Regions from separate parts of the Homo sapiens genome. Here regions 2, 3, 4 and 5 are each linked to region 1. A link is a contact called in ENCODE Hi-C or POLR2A ChIA-PET data. All regions are on one chromosome and are shown on one strand. The core of a region is the stretch at or near the end of the contact, and the rest is flanking DNA. Distances in the headings are between cores, read along the strand shown. Region 1 holds the start of FMC1 (formation of mitochondrial complex V assembly factor 1). Region 2 holds the start of KDM7A (lysine demethylase 7A). Region 3 overlaps TBXAS1 (thromboxane A synthase 1). Region 4 overlaps ATP6V0A4 (ATPase H+ transporting V0 subunit a4). Region 5 overlaps TBXAS1 (thromboxane A synthase 1).

Region 1 (3,560 bases), core at 420-2,919:
TGTCGTCTGAGCTTTATCTTAGGGACAATGGGAAGCCCCTGTGATACTATAAGGGTAAGTTTACTGGGACTCCGAAGTGATTTGTTCGTTATACAATTAGGAACAGAACCAAAAAATGAACTGCTAATTTTTAAAATTAATTCCTAATCAATGTACTATTACTTCCCCGCTGTCCCATGTTTATCGCTGACGCACCAATTCAAAGGACACGGCACATGTTTCTTTTTTTTTTTGAGATGGAGTTTCGCTCCTGTTGCCCAGGCTAGAGAGCAATGGCGCGATCTCGGCTCACTACAACCTCCGACTCCAGGGTTCAAGCAATTCTCCTGCCTCAGCCTCCGGAGTAGCTGGGATTACAGGCATGCGCCACCACGCCCGGCTAATTCTGTATTTTTAGTAGAGACAGGGTTTCTCTGTGTTGGTCAGGCTGGTTTCAAACCCCCGACCTAAGATGATCCGCCCGCCTCGGCCTCCCAAAGTACTGGTATTACAGGCGTGCGCCACCACGCCCGGCCTGCGGAAATGGCCTCAACGCTTCAACCGGAAGCAGAAATTGACCGCGGCAGGCGCCATCTAACGGCCGCTGGAGCAAAGCTCCTCCTGGAAATTCGCAACACCGGAAAAGGTCCGGCTGCTTCCGGTAAAAACCCACCAGAGCTGACGTTCAGAGGGCGAGTCTCGAAGATCCGGCCAATTTGCCCAGCGCGCTGTGCTCCGCGACGGCGCATGCCCGCTTTTGCGCAGGCGCGGGGACTACGGCGCAGGCGCGGAGACTATTGCGCAGGCAAGCGCGTACGCAGAAGCGTGCGCGCGCCCGTTCAACGTCCGGAGCATCGGTGCAGTTTCGAGGGTAAAGCCTTTGGCGCGGTGATGTGGACTTTTGTTCTCTAACTACAACTCCCAGCATACGTCACCCCTCACGTGGGCGCTAGGTGTGGTTTCGTGGGATAGGGTAAGGCGAAAATGAAGTGACGATGACGTACCAAAGAGGAAAATAGTTGAATATGTTGTGTGAGCGCGTCGTTTGCAGAAGCCCCAGTGGCCTAATGGATAAGGCATTGGCCTCCTAAGCCAGGGATTGTGGGTTCGAGTCCCATCTGGGGTGGCCTGTGACTTTTGTCCTTTTTTCCCCTTTCTAAACAAAGCGAAATATGCCAACTTTACTTTTTTTTTTTTTAAATGGGAAGTGTGTGTGTGTTTTTACTAGCTGGTGGGCTGCAATTTTCGAGAATCTGCACACACCCATGTCCTTTGTCTGAGCCGCAGGTCCCCTGGGATTTGGGGAGACGTCAATACGTTGAATTTTGATATCCCTTTTATAAATCATTTAAAAATGTCTTCTCAGCGTGTTCCATATCAAATCCACACCCACACCCCCCGCCGGGCCCGCTTCTCCTGAGACTCAGCGGTTGGTCGGCTAACGGGCATCTTCAATGACGCAGTGAAGAAAAGCCCCTGTTTCCCCAAACCCTTGTTCTGGGTTAGAGGTCCTGGTACCTTCAGTTAACAGTCGGGTTTCGTTTGATTTTGTTACGGCGCCCCTGGGCCTTCGATTAATAAGGTTCGGTCAACGGACAAGTGAGCGGTTCCACTGCTCGTCAGTCGATAGGGGGAGTCGGTAGTCTGTCCGACCGTACCATTAGGCGCCTGGGCCGGAGGAGGGGTTTTCAGGGTCGTAGGACGCCGTTGGGCACCACGCTCGGAGAAGGACAGGACAATGGCGGCCTTAGGGTCCCCGTCGCACACTTTTCGAGGACTTCTGCGGGAGTTGCGCTACCTGAGCGCGGCCACCGGCCGACCCTATCGCGACACCGCGGCCTATCGGTACCTTGTGAAGGCTTTCCGTGCACATCGGGTACGGGAGCCATGTCCCGGGTGCTCTACGTGCTGGGGAGGGAGGAAGAGCCGGGTCTGGGCTAGGGTGGGGAGCACGGTGTTTAATTCCTGCATTTCTGAGGCCAACCCTCCCACGGAGCCCTGGTTCTGACCAAACCAACCCAGGCCCTAGGCTCCATGCTCTGGCATAAACTCGGGGACCAAAGGACCAGCGGGGGGGGGCGCAGAGTCGCTCTGGGGACGTCAGCCTGTCCTGCAGAGGGGCGGACCCGTCCCGAAGGATTTCATTGGCTGGTCTGTTGCCTCTGCGGAGGGCAGTCAGGAAAGTGGAATGGAGGATTCAATGCTGGGGATAAAACAATGAAGATGGAGTTGAAGGGTGTACTGTTGCTAGACTTAAAGCCACAGCATCTGGCCAACAATTTCCTCACCCGTCCCCTAGAAAAGTTATTCTAAGAAGCATTTCTTTTTGAGGCGGAAAAGAACAACTGGGCTTTAGGGAAGGAAACTTGCTGCCCTTGAGCAATGTGGGGAAAGGGAGAACGATCAACTGTCGAATTTCTGAGCCACGGACGTCAGAATGTAAAATCTTAGAACTCAAATTCACCTAGTTTTTAAAAGGTGGCAACGTTAGGGTCTGTGCTAGGAACCTGGTCTAAACAGGAAGAATCAGATGCACATGTGTCCTGTCCTTAAGACACTTGCTGCCCACCTAAGGAGCCATACAGTAAAGTACTGAGGATAAATAAGTGCTCAAGGTGTAGACAACAGGGGCTGGGGTATAAAGAAGGGGTAGTTAGGGAAGGTTTTCCGGAGGAAATTAATCAGGGACCTGAAGGCTAATTTGGAGTTAGCAAGTAAATTGGGGTTAGGGTCCAGGTTTAAAAGCTACACAATTGAAAGCCCAAGGGGAGAAAAATTGCCAGTTGAGAGTGGTTTAGCCCTAAGGTGTGGTGGGTGAAGTGGAGGTAGATGAAGTGGTAGGCCGAACAGGAACTTAAACTTTATTGTAAGTGTAATGGGAAGCCATTCTAAGATTGTGATCACCTCCCAGGTTCAAGCGATTCTCCTGCCTCAGCCTCCCGAGTAGTACAGGCAGGCGACATGCGACACCACGCCCGGCTAATTTTGTATTTTTAGTGGAGACGGGGTTTCTCCATGTTGGTCAGGCTGGTCTTGAACTCCTGACCTCAGGTGATCCGCCTGCCTCGGCCTCCCAAAGTGTTGTAATTACAGGCGTGAACTATCAAACCTGGCCCCATTCTAAGATTTTTAAGGAGGTGACATGATTATAGTTGTACCTTATGGGGATAACATTATTACCCTTGAGAGAGACTTGGTAATGGTTCTGAAATTCATGGTACATTCTGGAAATACCACTCTGGAATGCACTTGAGCATAGGGGAAATGGTTTCTGTTTCCTTCAGGCTCACAGCTAACTGAATAACCATCCCATTTTCTCTATCCTTTCCCTCCGGAGAAGGGATTCTATTAGGGAGAAACCTACCCTTTCTCCACAGGGAAAATACAGTGTTCTATTTCATTTGATCTCTTTTGGGTTCTTGTGATCTATTTACTGTTTCCTGTCTATTGCTGACCCTTTTGTCCTCATGATTCAGGCTCAACCGAATCAAGAGCAGTATTCTATCCTACATTAACCTAGAATTCCCATGTCAAATTCCACAAATTTGGGCTTATATATTAATAGAAGTGGATGCTATGAT
Region 2 (3,560 bases), core at 335-2,834, 840 kb after region 1:
CTGCTGTCAATCAAAAGACACTTCCTACAATCACAGTCACCATATCTGCTATTACTCGTGAGCGTGCTCTCGCCAAGAGACAACACCAAACGGGGCCCGGGAAACCGGCTTCAACTAAAGGTGACCGCAGGCTTTGCCACAACACCCAAATAAGGACTTTGGGAGCCCAACCCCAACTAGTTTCTTTGTTTAAATGCCTGTGAATCCCTCCCACGCCGGAGTCAAGAGGCTGTGGCGCCGCCCTTTATTAGCCTCACACTTTGATTACAAAACACACGAGTCGGCGGCCTGGCTGCGGAGGCGGCCCGAGCTCTCAAACGTCAAACCCGGAGCGCGGCGGCGGCTGAATCAGAGGGCAGCGTCCGCCGCCGCCGCCAGCCGGCCCCGCAGCGTCCGCCCGGCCGACTCAAGTTCGCCGGCACCGGCGCCCGGGCACAGCCGCAGGCGGTCCCGGTGTCGCCAGCTTCGAGCGATGGCAACTGCACTCTTTGTAAAGTTTAAGCCGCGGCGCGAGGGCAACGCAGGGGGTCCGGAGAAGCGTTCCCTTCGGGCCGCCGCAACCCACTCCATCTGCCCCAGTCCCGGCGACCCGGGTGTGTGCGGGGGCCCAGGACCGCGACCCGGGTCAACCTGCCGCCCGCCGGGGGCCCGGCCCCAACTTCCCCGGCACCTTTCAAGTCCCCGAGAGCGAGTGCCTCATCTGTTGCTCTGTTTACTCCGCGGAGCCCCGCCGAGCTGGCTGGCGCGGTCGCCTCTCCGGCCCGCCGCTGCCCCCGTCCCACTGGCCCAGGAAGTTTGATAAAGACGGGGAAGGGGGCGCGACAGGGACCCGCGGCGCGGAGGAGACGCGGGGCCGGGGCGACCCCATCGCCGCCCGGAAGGAAGGCAGGCGCGTCGGCCGGCCGGGCAGAGCGGCGGGGCGGCCGGCGACTCCGGCCGGAGCCCCGGGCGCGGCGGGGCGGGGCGGGGCGGCGGCGGCCCGGGCTGGCGAGGGGCTGCGGACCCGGCCGGCGCTCCGCCCGACGCCCCCGCCGCGCCCGCCCGGCCGCGTCCCCTCGCCCCAGGCTCCCCCTGCCAACTTATCCGCCGGCCCTCTTTGTTCGTGTTTGTTGTGGCGACTCTTCGCCCGGGCCAGGCGAGCCCACCGGCTCCCCTCTGGAGCCCGCCCGGCGAACCCGGGGCACCGCGCGCCCCACTGCCCGGCCGGGGGGCTAGGCACCGGGGCCCCCTGAAAGCTGGGCGCGGCGCGGCGGCCCGGCCCGAGGGAGGCGCGGGCGGCCGGCGGCGGCGGCGGTTGGTCGGTGGCCGGCGGTGGCGGCTGCGGGGCTGGAGGGGGTTTATTTACCTGCCGTGGAACCAGTCCTTGCAGATATCGCACTCGATCATGAAGCGGTTCACGTCGTACGGCTGCCGGCACACACAGTACACGGGCGGGGGCGGCGGAGGCGCCGAGGCCCGGCCGGGAGCCGCCACCGACACGGCTGCCGCGGCGGCTCCAGCTGCTGCTCCCGCGGCCACCGCCGCCGCCGCTCCGGCCATCTTTAAAAAACACACACACGCTCGCTCGCTACTCCGCTCGCCGACTGGAGCGAGCGCAGCCGCCAGCCAGCGCCGCCTCCTGCAGCAGCCGCGGCGGCGGCGGCGCCTCAGTGCGCGCGCGCGAGGCCGCGGCGGCTGGCGGAGGGGGAGGAGGCGCGCGCGACGCGCGAGGCCCAGACTCGGCTGCTTCCGGCGCTCGGCGCGGGGCCGTGCGTCTCGCGCACGTCTCTGGCGCCGGCGCGCGCTCCCCGCTCCTCTCCGCGACGGCCGGGCGGAGGGAGCTGTTGAAGGGCACGCAGGCGGCTGCGGGGGCGGAGGGAGCTGAGGCCCCGTGAGGACACGCGCGGTGGTGGCGGTGGCGGCGGGCGCGCGGCCGCAGCCGGAGGAGGACGGCGGGAGCGTGCGAGGAGCTGGCTCGGTTATTTCGGAGCGAGAGCCGAGGCCGGGGGAAGTTCCTGCGGAGTGCTCAAGGGCAGAAGAGGTGCCGCGTCCCGAAGAGGGGAAGCGGAGAAGTTTGCTGCTGCCCGGGTCGCCTCGCGACGCTGAGAGAATCGCCCAGCCCTCCGCAGCCGCCCAGCGAGAACCGGAGCTGCGGCCCCGCACCGGCGTGAGTCCAGCTGAGCTGACACGCCGAGCCGGTTGTGCCTTTCCGAGGGAGGAATGTGCCGTGGAATCCAAACTTTGGAAAACGTCCCACCCGAATTCCCAGCGAGCAGCAAGGAGACCAGAGCGTCGATGGAGCCACCGTTAGTTGCGGGAGGGCTGTCCCCAAGAGGAATTCATCACTGTCGTCCGCTGGGAGGGACCAACCTTGAAATGGGGTTGGTGGAGAGAGGGATAGAGAAGAGCCGGCGTGCTTATAAATAACAAAACTTAGCTATGAACCCTTCCGATTCCCAAGTGGGGAAGATGGGGTAAAATTCTAAGTGACTTCTCGCTCCGAAGAGGGATACCACAAAAAGCGGAGCGCAGGGTACTTGGCGTATAATAAGCCATCAATAATTTATGGGTGAAATTGAGAGCCAAATATAAGATGATAAACTGAAGAATAAAAACAGCTGACAAATACTGTATAGAAAAGATTGCGTTGGAATCATAACTGTGGATTGGAAGTGATGTTAAGGATTATTGGATTGAGTATTTGTAGCTGAATTTCTGCTGGCATTTCTATCAGTGGGGAAAGCCCTCACAGCTCCATAGGTAATTTTTGTTAGGGGAGGAAGAAGTGTTGTTCTGTCACCCACCCCCAGGCAAAGAGTCGCTGATCTAATTCTCCATTTCTTTCTTTCTTTCCTTTCTTTCCTTCCTTCCTTCCTTCCTTCCTTCCTTCCTTCCTTCCTTCCTTCCCTCCCTCCCTTTCCTTTCCTTTCCTTTCCTTTCTTTCCTTTCTTTCTTTGAAACGGAGTTTCGTTCTTGTTGCCCGCGCTGGAGTGCAGTGCAGTGCTGTGATCTCGGCTCATTGCAACTTCCACCTCCCGGGTTCGAGGGATCCTCCTGCCTCAGCCTCCCAAGTAGCTGGGATTACAGGCGCACGCCACCGCACCCGGGTAATTTTGTATTTTTAATAGAGACGGGGTTTCACCATGTTGGCCAGGCTGTTTGAACTCCTGACCTCAAGTGATCCGCCCGCCTCGGCCTCTCAAAGTGCTGGGATTACAGGCGTGAGCCACCAAGTCCTGCCTAATCTCCTTTTTATAGTTGAGGAAAGCTAGTAACTTGACTGAAGTCTCATATATTAGAGCTGTAACTGAAGTTTTTAAGTGTCTCAATTCTGCAACTATTCGTTTTTCTATCACATCACTGTTTGGCATATATATAGCGGGAAAAGGAAAGGCTGGAAATTAGTTGACCACACACTGATTAAGCTTGAAACATATTTCTACTGGAGAAAAAAAGGTACTGTAATTTTGGCATAGGCATCACATATTGCTGGAGTGGAAAGACCCATGCACTCAGGTCCTGCTTTCTATAATCTGTGACCTCGGGCCAGTCACTCCATTTCTCCTGAACTAGATCACTGA
Region 3 (3,560 bases), core at 394-2,893, 650 kb after region 1:
CTCTTGTTGCCCAGGCTGGAGTGCAATGGCGTGATCTGGGCTCACTGCAACCTCTGCCTCCCAGGTTCAGGTGGTTCTCCTGCCTCAGCCTCCCGCGTAGCTGGGATTACAGGCACCTGCCACCACACTTGGCTAATTTTTTGTATTTTTAGTAGAGATGGGGTTTCGCCATGTTGGCCAGGCTGGTCTCAAACTCCTGACCTCAAGTGATCTGCCTGCCTTGGCCTCCCAAAGTGCTGGGATTACAGGCGTGAGCCATTGTGCCCAGCTGCTCTTCCCTTTTTACTGTCCTATGACTGGTCTCCCAATGCCAGCTGAGAGTGTTGGTCTGATCTCTTTTCTTCTAAGCTGGCCACACAAATGGACCTCAGTTACTCAGTAGCCCTTAAAATCTGGTACCAGTCACCATTTAGGCCTCTGGACATCATCCTTGGGCAAAGGAGGCTTTTTTTTTAAGCTTGGGCCTAGCCCTCCCCACTTATATCCTGGACTGTGAAAATGGACCGAGTGGGCAATAGGGAATTCAGGATGAGCTGGAAAAAAAGAAAAAAAAAACTCCTGCTGCAATAAATTACATCACAGTGGAGATCTCTTTCTACCCAGAAAATTCTGAGCCCAGACAATGGCTCATTTATTTCAGACAATATTCAATACAACAGAATTCCAGGTCAATAGAAGGATTTCTGCAGGTTCTTAGAGTTGGTAGCAAAGGGATTTAACCCACGGAGAAAAGAGAGCTGTTCAATAATAGATTCCCAGGCGTGAGGGAGGCCTTATTAATAAATCCATCGGTGGTCTGCTGAAAATGCTGCCCCCTCCCTTGCGGGCATCCCACCTGACGACAGTGGGGGACTGATGCACCCAGGGCCCTGACCAGGGAGGACGTTTGGGTAAATATTTGGGCAGAGATGGCTGCTGCTAGAATGGTGAGCAGAGCTGGGGAGCGCAGGAAACGGCCCCTTTCTCCCAGGCCCTCAGATGAGACATTTTTATAAACATCCAGGCAGGCAGCCTCTGAAGACTCCTGGGCTTTACAAACACATCTCGTATTCTATAGTCAGCTGAGACCATGCTTTGAGCATGGGCGGTAAGAGGAGCAGGAAGCAGGAGGGGCGGGGAGGGGTCTGGCACCAGCTTTCTAAATTTAACATGCAGTTGCTTTTAGGCCAGTGGATAAAAAATAAATTCCAGTGCTTAAAGCTCTTATCTTTGTTTACCATTTCCCCAAACAGCTAGTGACCTGCTCTCTGACTCCTACAGCAAATCATCAACAAGATGCACACGAAGATGAGGGATGGGAAATGCAGGAGGGGTGTGCGGAGGGCAAGTTGATGGCTCTCCGCCTTCCCGTCACGTTTATTTGGCCTGGCAGAGTGACCAGGATCTGCTAAGGTCATGAGGCTGTCCCTGGGTGGGTGGGGGCGTGGCCATGCTGCATCAGACCGGTCCAGAGGTGGAGGGCACCTTGGGGTCTCTCGTGTGGCTCTCCTGTTGATGAGGGACCTATGAATATCCCACAGCGACCTTTTCAGATGCTCCATAACCTCGTGTGAAAAGCCCCGGTGGACCTGGGCTTGCCTATTGCATTGTGAAGTTGTAGTCCTTTGAAAATCCTGCCCCACGTGGAGTCAGAATCTTTCTTTCTGGGACTGATGCCATGGGGCCTGGCTCCACCCCCACAACTGCATGGCACAGCACTGCCTTTTCCTTGGCCATGGGCTCACCCTGCAGATGGGTGATGATGCGCTCCTGCCTCCCTTCAGTTTGTTCTGTTCTCCCAAATTCTTTCAGTGTGCCTGGTAGAAGCAGTCTGCCAGTCTCCCCTCGCTCCCTCTCATTCATCCCCTCTCTAACTACTCATCCTGCGACCCCACTGACTTGGTTTTGGCCTTGTCCCTGCCACAGTTGACAAATATAATGGCGCGTCTTCTTCTTCATTATTATCATTATTATTACTGGCAATCATAGTCCACTCTGCCTCAAACTCCTAGGTTCAAGTGATCCTTCCACCTCGGCCTCCCGAGTAGCTGGGATTACAGGTGCACACCACCATGTCTGGCATTTTTTTTTTTTTTTTAGAGATGGGGTTTCACTATGTTGTCCAGGCTGGTCTCGATCTCCTGGCCTCAAGCAATCCTGCCACCTCAGCCTCCCAAAGTGCTGGGATTACAGGCGTGAGCCACCGTGCCAGCCATCAATGGTCTCTCTTAGTCTTGAATCTCCCAGGCACTGTCCAGGAGATCTGAGATGTTTTCCAGGGTCCCTTACTTTCCAGTTGCCCTGCCACCTTCCCCTGGGAAGCATTAAGGTTCAATGCTTGGCTCTGTGCTTGTTTTTCTTACCCCTATCCCAGAGGACTCATCCCCGTCTGTGCGATACCATCTCCCCACTTCTACGCCAAGCTGCTCACGGTCTCACCCAGGTGGGGTGGTGGAGGGGGCCTCCAGCAAAATCCTGCAAAAGCTGATCTCCTTCCCCTGGAAGATGCTGCCCCACCCATGTGGTCCTCTTTCTGTGTTTCTCTCAGCCACTTAGGAATGAAACCAGGGAATCCCTTTCATCTCTCTTCATTCCCTGACCCGTTAAATCCCAACACCCTCACCTCCCCTGGTAGAGCTTCCTTTATGACAGTGATTCTGAAATCCAGGCTGCATGTGATAATCCCTTGGGGGACTTCTAAAACAATACCAATTCCTGCACCCCAATCCAGACCGATTAAGTGGAAATGTTTTGGGATGGGCCCCAGCATCAATAGGGAACAGCCAAGATAGACAGCCACTGCTGATAAGGCTTCTCTCTTTCAGCCCCTTTTCCCATTCTGACTACTGGCCTTGTGATTGGAGCACCTCACTTTTGCCTGGACTATTGCAAGAACCTCCTGTCTTATTGACCTATTTCCCAACTCTTTCTACCTCAGCCATCCTACATGTCGTTGTCAGATCACACAAAGCCATTTTCAGTATGTTATCTTGACTCATCAAAAACCTTCAGTGGCTCCCTATTACCATAAAAATAAATCTGTGAATGAACAAATAAATGGTTTCCCAAATACAGAGTAAGTTCTATATGGCACAGAACCGTATCTTATCCCCTCTCTTTCCCTGCCCCTCACCCCACACACTCTGCTAATCGGAGTAAATAGAGGGAACCAGGATCTGTGGGGTGAGTGAACAAAAGCATTTTCTCTGCAAATTAAATGTGGTCCACTCACTTCCCAGTGCAGAGAAAGTGGGCTAGGTGATTTAACTATCACTTACTTAGGGGCTTATTTCTTTCAACATCATATACAGTCAGCTGTGAATGTTCCATACTAATGGAAAAAACAGAATCCTAAATATTACCAAACAGCAGATAATTCAAAGACTCGAATCTAGTTGATGTTGGAATGCGTTTTTGCTTATGAGTGCTGAGTGCTTGTGTCTGATAATTGGGGCAATTTTTAAAAATTAGGTAATTAGATGTGTTTTATTTGTTCCTATTTCCCCCTCCCCCCACTATACACACACACTATATGAATAAATAACTCAGCTCCCAAAACAATGCCCTATTTCTTTCTCTCA
Region 4 (3,560 bases), core at 489-2,988, 590 kb before region 1:
GTACGAAGGGGATAAAGAAAGCTCCCACCTTCTAACCCATTCCTACTGCAAGGCCTTTACCTTCAGATTCCTCCGCCTGAAAAACCCTTCCTCCCGCCCCCAACCTTCCCATGCTATCAATGCCGCCTGCTCAGAGAGGGTTTCTTCAGATAACACGAGATCTGCCGTCACCAGATATGCCACCCAGCTAGTTCCCCATCGGCCAAACCAGCTGCATGCCACCCACTCCTCAACCTAATGGCTTCACTCCTCCCACCCCGTGAAATTATTCAAACAAGCTAATCACATCCTTCTGCAAGAACCAAAGGTCACCTCACCCTCGTTCACTGCAGAGCCTGCCTCCCACCGGCCCTGCTGCTTCACTCTGCTCCCAAACGCAGTTCCCGAGGGCAAGCCCTGTGTGGCCCGCATGGCGTGCGGTGTCCTTCTCCCCTGGGCTCTGAAGACGAGTGACTAAAAACAGCTGTCAAGCCCGTCTGTCCAGTGTCAGGGTAATGTGTTCGGCCATCTTGTACTATTTAGGGCAGGAGGGGGTCCCTCCTTCAATGGGGTGAATAACGGTGATCAGAACAAGCCCCCACTCTCCATCCTGCCCCTCGCCGTCCCCTGCTTGGTTTCCTGCCCACCACTCATCACTGCCTGAAATCTCATTAGTCACGGACATGCCTCCGTGTCCCTTTCTAGAATGTCTATCAAAGCAGGGTCTTGGCCTGCCAGTGTGTAAGCCCTAGATCCGTTCCTAGTACACAGGGAATGTCTAAGGAATGAATGGAGGGAGCGGTGAGAACTCAACGAGGACAGAGTGCTTAGCCATCTCGGACACACCGCAAGCGATCTACATATTTTGGCTCTTATTATAGATGCTTGGTTATTCATCTTTCTAGCTAGACTATAACCTCCATGAGGTAACAGGTGGTATCTACAGTCTAGCAGAGTGGAGCTGGGCATGGTGGCGCGTGCCTGTAGTCCTAGCCACTTGGGAGGCTGAGATGGGAGGATCACCTGAGCCCAGGAGTTTGAGGCTGTAGGGCAGTATGCCCATGCCTGTGAACAGCCCTGCACTCCAGCCTGGGTGTCATAGCGAGGTCCCCATCTTTAATAAGAAAAAAAAGACAAAATCCCCCCAAAACGATAGTCTAGCTGAGAGACTGGCACATTAATGCTCAGTATGGCCGGGTGTGATGTCTCACACCTGTAATGTCAGCACTTTGGGAGGTTGAGGCAGGCGAATCACCTGAGGTCAGGAGTTTAAGAGCAGCCCAGCCAACATGGTGAAACCCCGTCTCTACTAAAAATACAAAAATTTGCTGGACGTGGTAGGGCGCACCTGTAATCCCAGCTACTCGGGAGGCTGAGGCAGGAGAATCACTTGAACCCGGGAGGCAGAGGTTGCAGTGAGCCGAGACTGTGCCACTGCACAACAGCCTGGGCTACAGAGCGAGATTCTATTTTTTTTTTTTTTTTAAAAAAACCTCAATACGTACTCACAAAAGGTCAAAAAATGGTGAACAACTGTCAAACACTGAAAAGACAAAGGAATTTCTTTTATGTCCTCGAGTGGGGTTGATAACTGAAGACACAAAGATGAAGGAAGCAATCCTACCACCAAGTCACTTGAGTTCATGTGGCCCATGAGGCCAACACCCTCTGAGAGCCCAGCAGAGGGGCTGACTCATCGGACCCCTCCTGGCTCCACCTGCCACGCACCATGCCTTGCTCCAGTGCCCTCTTGATACGTGTGGCATCTGCCACCGGGAACCAGATCTCGGCGATGACACACTGCTGGGTGACGTCGATGTTGCACATGTTCAGGATGTGGTAGACAGCTTTCATCTTCTGCACCTTGATGAGCCAGGAGTGCCAGTTGGCAGCGGCTTCCTGCAGCAGGCGCTGGCGGTGAGACTCTGTTTGTGTTATGACCTATACAAAAAACAACACACAGGAAAACAGAGAACCTTCACAGAGCTGTTTGACAAGGTGCCAAAAATGGAGTGTCACAGGCCACAGCAGCTTCCTCTGCTCTGGCAGGCTCCTTTGACCTGTGGCTGTCACCTGGCCTTGAACTCTCCTGAGCAGTTTATCTCCCCCGCTAGAGGCTAAAACCCTTAGGCAGAGATTGTATCTTCCTTTTCTTCTAAATTCCTCATTGTCCTATTGTTATGGGTTGAATTGTCCACATAAAAGAGTCCTGAACTCTGATACCTGTGAATATGGCCTTTTTGGAAAGAGGGTCTTTGCAGATGGAATCAGGTTAAGAAGAGGTCATACTGGATTTGAATGGGCTCTAATCCCATATGACCACTGTCCTGATAAGAAACGTAGACACAGAGGCACACAGGGAAGAATACCACGTGACAACAGAGGCAGAGAAGTAGGCACTTGCAAGCCAAGGAATGCGGAGGACGGCCCGCAGCACCAGAGCTGGGGAGAGGCAAGGAGGGGGCTCCCTTCAGGTCTTCCGAGGGAGCACGGCCCTGCTGACGCCTTGATTTCAGACCTCTGGCCTCCAGAACCATGACAGAATAAATCTTTATTGTCTTATGCCACCCAGTTTGCTGTAATTTGTTACAGCAACCCTAAGAGATTACTACATCTACCACAACCCTTTACATACATAATCCCTCCAATAAATGACAAGTGAATGAATGAAGGAATGAATGGACAATTGGGCCCACACAGAATTTATTTAATGGAATCATTTTTATGTTTTGATGATACAACAAACAGGGTAATCTTTTTCAGCACACATGGCCTCTGTAAGAGACACACTGTAAGACAGACATGCTGGCTCTAAGATTAACGAGAGCCATGAGGCCACCGAAGCATCTCACAAGCCCAATACTACCTGTCACTTTGCAATATAATGCCCCCTGGCCTGGGGATTTCCAGGAGACAAGAGCACCTCAGCACAGAGGTGACTTTCAGAAACCTCAAAGAGCATAGCCCGAATTATATGCCTCAGCATCAGACAGTGTCTAAGATTCATCTTTGGCAGGGACTGAGCCAAAGGAGAAAGCTGCCCCTGCAGAAGCTGCTCAGCTGGGATCATCTGAAGCCCTCGACACAGCAGCAACCCGTCATACTAAATGTAAGCACACATCTAGCAGAATTTATTTTCCATTCTCCTCATGACGTTTTCATAAAATCAAGCATGGAGAATTGGGGGGAAAGGACTTCAATGGCTTTGGGGAAACAGTGTTCCTGACAAGTGACAAAGAAGTAATGGAGAGGATTAAAAAATTAAACACAGGCCAGGCGCAGTGGCTCACGCCTGTAATCCCAGCACTTTGGGAGGATGAGGTGGGTGGATCACCTGAGGTCGGGAGTTCGAGACCAGCCTGACCGACATGGAGAAACCCCATCTCTACTAAAAATACAAAATTAGCCAGGCATGGTGGCGCATGCCTGTAATCCCAGCTACTCGGAAGGCTGAGGCAGGAGAATCACTTGAACCCGGGAGGCGGAGGTTGCGGTGAGCCGAGATTGCGCCACTGCACTCCAGCCTGGGCAACAAGAGCAAAACTCCATCTCAAAAAAAAAAAAAAAAAAATTAAACACAG
Region 5 (3,560 bases), core at 302-2,801, 580 kb after region 1:
ACCCCATGACATAAACACATATTGACTCTTCAGCATCCAATATATTCTTGTTCCAACTGAATGGAATTTCCATCAACTTGACATTCCTCCCAGAAGAATGAGGTATTACTTGAACCTGGAGTTGCAATATAGTCTTCTTCGTCTCGGTCATTCACAAACACGTAAAAAGACCCATCATAGATAAGATCTCCAGGAAATCCCAGTGTTTATAGTTTTCCATCTGGGAATGCATCCACTTATGTGTAGCTTTGTTTATGGTCTTTAAGCCAATTCCATATCGATGGTAAAACAACCCTTAGTGACTCAATTTTTTAAAAAACAGTCTTTAAAGTGGGATTTTCTCACAGGTTTTTGAAAGTCAAATTAAATTGGGTTCTGTGGTTCCCTCTTATCCATATGCTTATTTATCTGCTCAAAGAACTCAAGGAGATTAGTGAGACGTGATTTCTCCTTACTGACACCACGTTGCCTTCCCTCTAATAGGCCATGTTTACTTAAGCGTTCAGCAATTCAGCTTTATTATACATTCACTCGGTAAACATTAAATGCTTACTCCATGCAGGCTGCTACCAAACGGTCCCTTGTGATACAGAAAATACCTCGGCATATTAGTTTGATAAATTAAGTGAAAAGGAATTTAAATAATGCATGCTCTCATTCTCCAACAGGGAGAGCCCATGTCTGCTCACAAATTCAGGCTTGAGTTACGTTGAGTTTTGTCCCTGGACAGCCTGGTGGAGAAGGGCCCTGATTTGGGAAGCTGGATTTAGCTCTGAAATTTGACATGAGCCGTAAGCATCCCATGAGGGATCCATAGAGCATATTCACTGGAGGTGGGGGTGATGCAACAGGGAGCTCCCTGACATACAACAACATTGAACAAATGTGTGAATTCAAATATCATCCTGTGAAATATTCTTTTCCAAACTCCAGAACACTGGCTGGAGCAGACTGTGGGTTGGATCCGGAGCGGCAGTTCTTAATGTCATGCTTTCCCATTCACAGTTTTTGGGCCTCTGGAGTCTGTGCAATGTCTCTGCTTCATCTTGCTCATTTTCCACGTGGACCTTGTAGGTCTCTATCAATGTCCTCAGTGCTTCCTGAAACTGCTCCATGATGGTGCAACCACAGCTTATCATTAAACCCAAATCAATCTTCTTGGCACTTATAGAAGCTCAGTCGTCCTGGTACATCAGGACTCGGATGTTTCTATTTAGATATTTTCAATGAGCTCTTCTTTGCTGTCAGGTACGGTACCTAATGAAACCATAGGGCAGCTCTTTTTTAAATATCTGTGGAAAATGGAGCTGAGTCCACATGACTCAGCAGAAATGGTCACAACCAGAGGCAGAACTTCTTGTTCTTGGCCTCCTATCAAGGCCTAGAGTTAGGGAGCTGTGGGAAGGGTGATAAGAGGTAAGCCAGTCTTTGGCCCATGTTAGCTTGGTCTGGTCAGATAGGCATGTCAGGGATGTGTCAAAACACTAAGCCTAGTGCTTTGGAGATGTGGGTTCTGGTCTGGAGTGGCAGTATGGAGTGCCATCTCTCAGGTCCTCATGAGCAACACAGAGGTCACCTCTCCAGGCACAGGTCGAGCCACACCACTGACACACAAGAGTCACGTCCAAAGCCATGTGATGGACGTGGTGGGTGGTTTTATCCCGAACCATCAATACCCGGCACCCTGGCTGCCCCAGGTTCAGCCTCTCAGGGGCTGCTTCACTCGCTCTCCACACAGCTGTGAACATTGCAGGATGAGTCACTGTGAAACCACAAACTCCTTGGCATTGGTGAAGATGACTAAAGTTATAGGCAAATTAGTCACTGGAAACCTTCCTGTCCTCTGTATCTGCAGCAGCCTCCTATCGAAGGAAGAAAAGAGTATGTTGGCTCATTGCAGAGCTAATTGGCAAGGAAAGCTCAATTCAGGGCTACAGGTGAGTCAGACGCCCTTGTGCGGGGGCCACAGGGACCCGCCTGCTGGCATCCATTGAGGAGAGAGGGGCCCTTGGCAGACTTGCCATAAAACCGCCCCCCTTGAACTCATTCCTACACCTGTAACCACTGACAGTTTTTGAAAACTGTTCACCTGGAGTTCCTGGTTCTCTTTCTCTTAAATCAAACATTGAGTAAATGAAGACACTCAGATGTTCAAACATGTGCATCAAGATTTTACTTGTGAGAGTGGTTGCCATGCATGACCTAGGGAAGCTCTCATGGCTTCAGTCAAACCTTGCCAACTTTTTTTAGCTGTGCATTTCTTGAGAAAGGTCAACTCACATTACGGGTCTACAGCTCTGAGCAAGGGAGAAGTTCTTCCTGAAAGCACAAACAGACTACAGAGGGCAGTGAAACCAGAAACACAGGTGTGCAACCTCATTTGCCTGCCCCCGTCTCTATTTTGAGGCCTCTTTGTTTTATGTGACCTCCGTCTCCTTCTCTGCCGCAATCTTCTTCTTATAACACCCACTTTCTTCTTTTAATTTCCCCCTCTTCTAAGCCATAGCCCAGTGGTATGGCGAAAGGTCTTTGCTGTGCATAGGAAACCCTCCAATCTGAACTGGAAGCTTCCTGTTGCAGGATGGGCTGCCCCATTGGAATTCCCAGGTGACAGTCGCAATGGGATGCCTGTCCCCTGCAGGTCTCCCATTTCACCTGCTTTTCTAATGTCTGGACATGGCTAAGTCCTAGAAAAGCCAGATCCATGGCATTACATTTAATCAGTACAACACACTGAGCTTCGTTTCCAACATGGTAGCTAAGTTTTAATTCTAACATCTTTAAAAGTACTGAGTGTCTTGTGATGCCTTGGGAACACAGGAATAGTGTTAAGTGGTGTTGATTCTCAATGCTCAAATGTACTTCTCTCTGCCTTGCAGAGATTTTTCTAAAATTTCAAGACCTTGTTGAAAATGATTTCATATTTTTGTGTCTTACTAGACTCTTGGTTCAGCAGGAAGCTATCTTTATATATTTTTTTAACAAAAAGAAATTAGTAAAAGCTTGCTCTGATATTTATGCCATATTTCCCTAACTTTTGTCGTGGCAGAAGTAGAAATAAGTGTGTAAACCAGGAGATTAATATCTACAATTTAGGCATGAGAATAGAGAAATAAACCATAAAATCAATTCTTATCTCTCAATGGATATATTCCAGAACATTCCATGGAAATCAAGTGACTAAGTCCTGATCCTCCCTGTCTTTCTCCGCCCCAATCTCCTTCTTATGACATTCCCTTTCTTCTTCCCATTTTCCCTCTTCTAAGCCATAGCTCAGTAGTATGGTGAAATGTCTTTGATTTTAGTTTAAAGAAATGAAATCAGATTCCAGATTTGCTACCTCTTATTAGTTGTGTGGCCTTCAGACAATCCTTTAACCTCCTGATTCTCAATTTCCTCCTGTGTAAAATACATTAGACTAGCTAATCCCTAAGGTCTGTTTGGTGCCCAGTTCACGTGACCGTTGGCAGCCACAGGGAGCCACGGAGTCCCACCAGCGTCCCATAGAGCCACTTGGAGCTTCAGGTACAAGGAACAAGCCCCTCTTAGGCCCCCTCAGG

Evidence for each region. Hi-C counts contacts between places; a loop is a spot of excess contacts on that map. ChIA-PET counts read pairs that join two places held with the same protein, here RNA polymerase II (POLR2A). Pooled maps may share reads with other maps.
Region 2: a map of natural killer cell shows a loop between it and region 1 (21-fold over the local background). The contact joins the promoter of KDM7A here to the promoter of FMC1 in region 1. A Hi-C loop is called at or near these places in 10 of 168 maps with a recorded cell type or tissue (B cell, CD4-positive, alpha-beta memory T cell, CD8-positive, alpha-beta T cell and 6 more), 9 of 37 single-sample maps with no recorded cell type and 34 of 50 pooled maps. POLR2A ChIA-PET finds 5 or more read pairs at or near these places in 10 of 52 experiments (B cell, CD4-positive, alpha-beta memory T cell, CD8-positive, alpha-beta memory T cell and 7 more).
Region 3: a map of dorsolateral prefrontal cortex shows a loop between it and region 1 (3-fold over the local background). The contact joins the enhancer-like site here to the promoter of FMC1 in region 1. A Hi-C loop is called at or near these places in 2 of 168 maps with a recorded cell type or tissue (IMR-90 and dorsolateral prefrontal cortex) and 8 of 50 pooled maps. POLR2A ChIA-PET finds 5 or more read pairs at or near these places in 2 of 52 experiments (Caco-2 and activated T-cell).
Region 4: a loop to region 1 is called in a map of PC-9, with 13 times the contacts of the local background. The contact joins the enhancer-like site here to the promoter of FMC1 in region 1. A Hi-C loop is called at or near these places in 5 of 168 maps with a recorded cell type or tissue (CD4-positive, alpha-beta T cell, CD4-positive, alpha-beta memory T cell, CD8-positive, alpha-beta T cell and 2 more) and 12 of 50 pooled maps. POLR2A ChIA-PET finds 5 or more read pairs at or near these places in 1 of 52 experiments (CD4-positive, alpha-beta T cell).
Region 5: a map with no recorded cell type shows a loop between it and region 1 (10-fold over the local background). The contact joins the enhancer-like site here to the promoter of FMC1 in region 1. A Hi-C loop is called at or near these places in 2 of 37 single-sample maps with no recorded cell type and 8 of 50 pooled maps. POLR2A ChIA-PET finds 5 or more read pairs at or near these places in 2 of 52 experiments (BJ and activated naive CD4-positive, alpha-beta T cell).

What each region holds. Positions count from the first base shown.
Region 1 is chr7:139,339,668-139,343,227 of GRCh38, forward strand. It overlaps FMC1 (formation of mitochondrial complex V assembly factor 1), which reads left to right and starts at 1,670. Exons shown (of 2, transcript NM_197964.5): 1 at 1,670-1,855. The coding sequence starts at 1,718. It overlaps FMC1-LUC7L2 (FMC1-LUC7L2 readthrough), which reads left to right and starts at 1,670. Exons shown (of 11, transcript NM_001244584.3): 1 at 1,670-1,855. The coding sequence starts at 1,718. It overlaps TRR-CCT4-1 (tRNA-Arg (anticodon CCT) 4-1), which reads left to right and starts at 1,033; the gene lies at 1,033-1,105. It also overlaps a transcript of LUC7L2 not described here. RefSeq lists enhancers at 851-910, 1,221-1,290, 1,321-1,390, 1,646-2,213, 1,661-1,910.
Region 2 is chr7:140,175,399-140,178,958 of GRCh38, forward strand. KDM7A (lysine demethylase 7A) reads right to left here and starts at 1,585. Exons shown (of 20, transcript NM_030647.2): 1 at 1,346-1,585. The coding sequence starts at 1,539. KDM7A-DT (KDM7A divergent transcript) reads left to right here and starts at 1,863. Exons shown (of 1, transcript NR_024451.1): 1 at 1,863-3,560. RefSeq lists silencers at 314-593, 604-783, 1,424-1,523, 1,564-1,993 and an enhancer at 1,218-2,141.
Region 3 is chr7:139,994,073-139,997,632 of GRCh38, forward strand. The region is part of intron 9 of TBXAS1 (thromboxane A synthase 1); the gene reads left to right. Among named protein-coding and RNA genes, the nearest start is that of PARP12, 67 kb to the right of the region's middle. Within about 2 kb of position 1,644, at least 3 of the 41 ENCODE cell types and tissues checked have a DNase peak (open chromatin) inside an H3K27ac peak, as active enhancers do; they include dorsolateral prefrontal cortex, where a contact is called at or near this core.
Region 4 is chr7:138,750,918-138,754,477 of GRCh38, forward strand. It overlaps ATP6V0A4 (ATPase H+ transporting V0 subunit a4), which reads right to left. Exons shown (of 22, transcript NM_020632.3): 11 at 1,708-1,920. Among named protein-coding and RNA genes, the nearest start is that of TMEM213, 45 kb to the right of the region's middle. RefSeq lists an enhancer at 1-46. Within about 2 kb of position 1,739, at least 8 of the 41 ENCODE cell types and tissues checked have a DNase peak (open chromatin) inside an H3K27ac peak, as active enhancers do; they include CD4-positive, alpha-beta T cell, CD8-positive, alpha-beta T cell and PC-9, where a contact is called at or near this core.
Region 5 is chr7:139,914,865-139,918,424 of GRCh38, forward strand. The region is part of intron 4 of TBXAS1 (thromboxane A synthase 1); the gene reads left to right. Among named protein-coding and RNA genes, the nearest start is that of TBXAS1, 87 kb to the left of the region's middle. RefSeq lists enhancers at 1-40, 942-2,141, 2,044-2,343. Within about 2 kb of position 1,552, at least 22 of the 41 ENCODE cell types and tissues checked have a DNase peak (open chromatin) inside an H3K27ac peak, as active enhancers do.